Regions from separate parts of the Homo sapiens genome. Here region 2 is linked to region 1. Evidence: read pairs that join two places in POLR2A ChIA-PET (ENCODE). Cell type or tissue: IMR-90. All regions are shown on one strand. Each heading gives the region's core, and the rest is flanking DNA. Links, peaks and the distances in the headings are about the cores only.

The links. ChIA-PET counts read pairs that join two places held together with the same protein. Peaks named below come from ENCODE experiments on the same cell type or tissue, not always from the same donor. Only the 100,000 strongest peaks of a DNase experiment are listed, where the experiment ranks them.
Region 2: POLR2A ChIA-PET joins it to region 1 with 10 read pairs; 3 of 35 experiments call an interaction of 5 or more read pairs at or near these places.

Annotation. Positions count from the first base shown.
Region 1 is chr9:81,897,946-81,900,866 of GRCh38, forward strand. The region is part of intron 5 of LOC105376105 (a long non-coding RNA gene); the gene reads right to left. Among named protein-coding and RNA genes, the nearest start is that of SPATA31D4, 29 kb to the right of the region's middle. In IMR-90, for the core only: no CTCF peak of the experiment used is centred there; a DNase peak (open chromatin) is centred at 1,166; H3K27ac peaks cover 210 bases.
Region 2 is chr9:81,624,911-81,627,831 of GRCh38, forward strand. All of the region lies in intron 8 of TLE1 (TLE family member 1, transcriptional corepressor), which reads right to left. Among named protein-coding and RNA genes, the nearest start is that of TLE1, 63 kb to the right of the region's middle. In IMR-90, for the core only: no CTCF peak of the experiment used is centred there; a DNase peak (open chromatin) is centred at 1,781.

The sequences.
Region 1 (2,921 bases), core at 183-2,682:
ATGATATAATGGACTTTGGGGACTCAGCGGGGAAGGGTTGGAAAAGGGTGAGGGATAAGACTATATATTGGGTACTGTGTACACTACTTTGGGAATGGGTGCACCAAAATCTTAGAAATCACCACTAAAGAACTTATCCATGTAACTAAAAACCACCTGTACCCCTATTGAAATAAAAGCTATTGAAATAAAAATGGGCCAGGTGCGGTGGCTTATGCCTGTAGTCTCAGCACTTTGGGAGGCCGAGGCAGGTGGATCACGAGGTCAGGAGATCGAGACCATCCTGGCTAACACGGTGAAACCCCGTCTCTACTAAAAAATACAGAAAATTAGCCGGGTGTGGTGGCGGGTGCCTGTAGTCCCAGCTACTTGGGAGGCTGAGGCAGGAGAATGACATGAACCTGGGAGGCGGAGCTTGCAGTGAGCCAAGATCCCACCACTGCACTCCAACCTGGGCGACAGAGCGAGACTCCATCTCAAAAAAAAAAAAAAAAAAAAAGAAAGAAACATGAAAACGTTATGTATGGATTAATTTATTTACATAACTATTCATTCATGGGTCCATTTATTTATATGCTAAGCATAAAAGTGGAGAGATGCATATCTTTTACTTAAAAATTTTTTTCTTTTTCTTTTCTTGGGTTATCTTCAGACTGAAGAGAAACAAATATAAAATAATTATATAATGAATGAAAGATTTGCTGTAGTGAAAAGTGCCAAGAAAGATACCCAGTGGGTACAGTGGAAGTATATGGAGTGTGGGGTGAGTGCTGCTGATGAAAAGAAATGGTCTAGGGAAAAGGGGAGTGCAGAGCCTTCCAGGCCCAGGAAAGAGTCTGCTCAAAGGCCCTGAGATAGAAGGGAGCATACTCAGACAGGGAACCGAAAGACAGGGTATCTGGAGCAGAGAGAGCAAGTGGATCTATGTCCAGAAGAAAGGCTGTTTCCCAGAGCACACAGATTCTCACAGGCCCTTTTAGGAAGCTTTGTCTTTATCCTAAATGCAGAGGGAAACCAGTGAAAAGTGGAGTGGTTTTGGTATGTGTATTATTACATTTTTGTGGGAATTACATTGGCCAAATGATAATTTGCTCTATTGTTTATTTTTGTGTTGACTACGCCAGTTTCTTTAGGACAGGAACCATAGCTTACATTTCTTAGAGTTCCCAGCATTTCATACTATACAGTAAGTAGAGTTGGGGAACAAAGAAATGTGTGCTGCCTGTTCTATTTCAGATTCTTGAGGGTGAGGTTTTATGTAAACACACTTACAAAGAAACTAAGTTGGCTGGGCACTATGGATCATGCCTGTAATCTCAGCAGTTTGGGAGGCTGAAGCAGGTGGATTGCTTGAGCTGTGGAGTTCAAAACCAGCCTGGGCAACATAGCGAAACCTGTCTCTACAAAAAAAAAAAAAAAAAAAAAATCAACAACAAAAATTAGCTGGGTGTAGTGGCACGTGCCTGTAGTTACAGCTACTTGTGAGGCTGAGGCAGGAAGACCACTTGAGCCAGGGAGTTTGAGGCTGCAGTGAGCTATGATTTCACCACTGTACTCCAGCCTGGGTGACAGAGCAAGACCCTGTCTCAAAAAAAAAGAAAAAAAAAAGAACTTAGTTAACCAAGTCCATTGGATAGCTTGCTATGATATGCAATTTGTGTGAAAATGGTGAGAAATGAATATGGTGGATGGACAGCTGGTTATCCATTACTAACTTGATTGAAAAAAACTGTTTCTTAAGTGTTTGGGAAACTAATAGCCAGGGTTAGTTGCGGAAGAGCCTACTTCCTTTGTTCCATTAAGTTATTTTATTGCTCATGATGTTTCAAGTTTTGCCATTACAAAATCATTATTCAGGCCTTGAAAGACTCTTTGGTCTTTAAAAAATCCTCTTTGAAAATATAAGTACCTAATGTCGGGTAAAAGATGTACTAAATTTGTCAGCTGACATCTTTGGGATATTTTGATGGGCTCCAAATATTAAAGATACACACACACACACACACACACACACACACACACACACACTTGGGTTAGAGCAGACACATCTGTGATGTGGAAGTGAAGTTAGTTTGGTGGCCAGAAATGAGTATCATTTTGTGAATATTGGCAATGATTCTGCCATTGACTATCACTGAATCTGTCTGGAATTAGGTTTCACAGTAAAACAGAGTGCTTGTCTCTCTAATCTCCAGGACACTATGAAATTTAATCATATGATGAGGAAAAGTGTGATGAACTTTGGGACGTGAGCTGCTTTGTTATATAAGCTGAGCTGGTGGCACTGTCTACACAAAGCCTTTGTATTTCCTTCCTTCCTTCCTTTCTTCCTTACTCCCTCCCTCCTTCCCTGCTTCCCTCCCTCCCTCCCTCCCTTTCTCCCTTCCTCCGTTCTTCCTCTCCTCTCCTCTCCTCTCTTCTCCTCTCCTCTCCTCCCCTCCCCTCCCCTCTGCTCCCCTCTCCTCTCCTCTCCTCTCCTTTCCTTTTTCTTCCTTCTTTTCACAGTTAATCACAAGCCTTTAATGAGACAGGGCCACAGACCTGATCACTTAACATCTGATATAAGGAAGGGGGAGGTTAAATACATGTGCAGGGTGTCACCGAGCCACAGGCCAGGAGTGTGTTGGATGGGTCTACATGATCCATATGGACTACTAATCACGGGAGTTCCGTGTGGGGGCAGGACCAGGTGGGGTGGGGTATCCCAGTGCCTGCTGCATAGCTCTCTGGGGATCTGGCCTCCTCTCAGCTCAGCAGCCTGCAGGGTTTGCCTGCACCATGACACTCACTGGTTTTATGGCAGGAGGCAGAAGCCACCTTGGACTCTCAAAGTGCTGGGATTACAGGTGTGAGCCATCGTGCCTGGCTGAATGATTTTTTAATAACGACAATTTTAGATTGATTCTCAAAAATACCTGCGT
Region 2 (2,921 bases), core at 225-2,724, 270 kb before region 1:
GAAATTCTAAAACCAAATAATTTTCTACACCTACATATGGCATACACTTGTGGGTACAGGGTCAAGTACCCTGTACATAAAGGGAGAAGCATATCTGAGAAGTCTAAAAGAAAAGATCCTCCTAGAATGCTCAGTATCAGAAACATAAAGAGGGTCCAAAAATGGGCAGAACTGGCATAACTTTTATATAGAAAGTACTTGAGATGATTAGATGAGGTGCAAGAACACAGAAACCATATACTCCATAAGAAGGGACTGGACTCTCTCTCTCACGAAAATCTGGAATTCTGTGAGAACACCAGATCTCAAGAGGGCATCTTCACTGGCAACAAGCAAATTGCTATTTATTAATATATGCTTCCTAAGGGTTACATCTAACTTGCACTAATAGGATGACAGAACAGAATGGCTATGACAGCAAAAGAGCTGGTCAGAAGAAAAGAGGAATGGCAGATCTTCTGATATTACAGCCTGTGTGCATTCTGAGACAAATTCTGAGCACAATTTCCTAACTCTGGGAACCATGTTTTATTAAACACACAGCAGGATCTTTCCCTGTGGTAGCTCAATGGCCTGAAGGTAACCAGATAATTGGCGAAGTGTTTGAATTTCCTGGATGCGAGAGGCCAATATATTCTTTTAAAATAAAACAAAACTAAACATTCCAACACAATTATGAAACCACATACCTTCATGTAAGAACTTACAATGTAAGTAGGTGGGTTGACTGAACCTCAGAGAGCACCCAGTGGCGTCAAAAGAAAATGTTAAGATTGGGACTCTGTATTACTTTATCCTGACCATTCAACACAAGTGATGTGTCTATTTCATGCTCCAAACACCTATTCAAGACCAAGGTAGCAAAGACCCAGCCACTTCAATAAGGATAACAACCAGTCTTTATAGTCTTGTTCCAAGAATTTGACTTTTCTTTAGCAATTTAACAGTAATGGTTGTTCACATCTACTAACATGTTCTGGAAAGTAACCTCAGAAACTACTAAAAAAAAAAAAAAAAAAAAAAGCAACTTTAATAAAATGCTGCCCTGTCAATGCTATCAAACACTAGTTACAGAGGCCTTCATGAATCCTAAGACCTCCAAGCAACTTCTCTGCCAACAAGTTCGAACCCTGAAACCACCAGCAGCAAAATGGAAAGGAAAACCCATTCATGCATACAGCAAAAGCAAGACAGGTTTCCCTAATGCAAAAATAAAGCACATTATTCAAATGGATTTCTTTAGCTGCCATGCTGATTCCCCTTGGGAACTTTCTCCTCCCCGCAGGAAAAGTGTTTGTGTCAGAGGTACAGATTGGAAACTCGTGACACCTCATTTATCCTCAGTTACACTAAGGCAGTAGGAACCTAATTTACTAGCACACTCCACACTGACAATTAACTTCTCGGTGAACATTAAAACAATTAGGTAACGACGCACCCCATCACATCTGTGTGCCTTCTCCATCTACACCTGGTGTCAATCAAGCCATCACCCTGCGCTGCACTTTTTGCTACGGTCCAACTGGTCATTCACGTACTCTGCCTAACACTTCAACTAATGTATTTTTAACCCATAAAACTAATGAGATCCCCACTTGTTAACAACATGGACAAAGTTGAAAATCTGTCCACTGGCAACCATATCATATCTCAGAACCCTGCCTGTGCAGCCAGTCTGAAGGGCACACATTGATGTTTCACACAGTTTAAATGCAAACTATGGGAAAGAACCAGTGCATTCCTGCAACTCGATTTTGCAACTCATCACTGTAGAATCCAGGTGGGTGACTCAGTTAGGAGGACTCATGGAAAGATAGCTGTGCAGGTGACACACAGGGCCGGTTAATGTTGAGGCAGGACAGGGTGCTAAAACCACGATGCCTTCGTCACCACCCTCTCATTTGTAGCTGGCCCTTCTACCCTCCTCCAGGCAAAACAAAACAAACTCTGGAGCAGACAATAAATACAATTATTTAAAATTAATTTTTAAATAACCTCATGACACTGCCGTTCCCCAGCTCAGGACCTAATCACAGCAAAAACAAAATCTCTATGTCAAAGCTTTTTTGAAAGCATGGTTTCTAAGAGCTGCTCAGCTGTTTCTGTGCCTCTTTGCTCTCCAGCCCCTGTTGAAATACTTGCTAATGCAAGAAATGGCCCTGAAACTAAAAAGCCATTAGGTCAGGACTTGACTAAGTCATCTGTGTATCGGACAGCACTTACATTTATACCTCCTTATCTCAAAGATGAGGACACAGAGTTTGTTGTCCACCTATGTCCCAGTGAGGAAATGATAAAAAGATTATAGGGACAAAAGAAAAAAACCTGCTCACAATTGCAGGTTTTCTAATTACAGAGCACAAACTCAAGTCAAAAAGAGGTTTTGGAGGGAAAAATTGTTCTCTCACTTTTTTTTTTTTAAGAGTAAAGATGCCCTATTTTCACTGTAATCACAGTGCAATAAAACCTGAACGTTAATCCAGTCCCACCAAGGCCCCGATATCCACCTGACTTATTGCATCCACAGTAAACAGACACCTCTACCTGGTACAGGCTCCTGACAATCTAGAAACCACTGGGGCTTTCCTTTGAAGGGTTCACCCTATTCACAGCAGTGATGCCAACTTTCTCAAAGAAGAACCATTTTTTTAAGCAGAGTTTTAAACTTGGCCAGAAGGGAAACCTGCCCAGGAGTCTGCTTAAGAAAACCTAAGTGTTTTCCATTGTGCCCAAAAATTGAAATTTTAGGTGACTCATCTCAGTTTTAGCCTTTATTTCCAGGCAATCTCTTAACATGTCAGGTCATGATTAATTCATAAATATTTAGGCAAAAACAGTACCTCCTAGGCTGTGTCTACTTTTGAGAAATTTGATTATCAGGAAAGTGATCACGTTAATAAGCAGCTGAGATCAGTTTCACG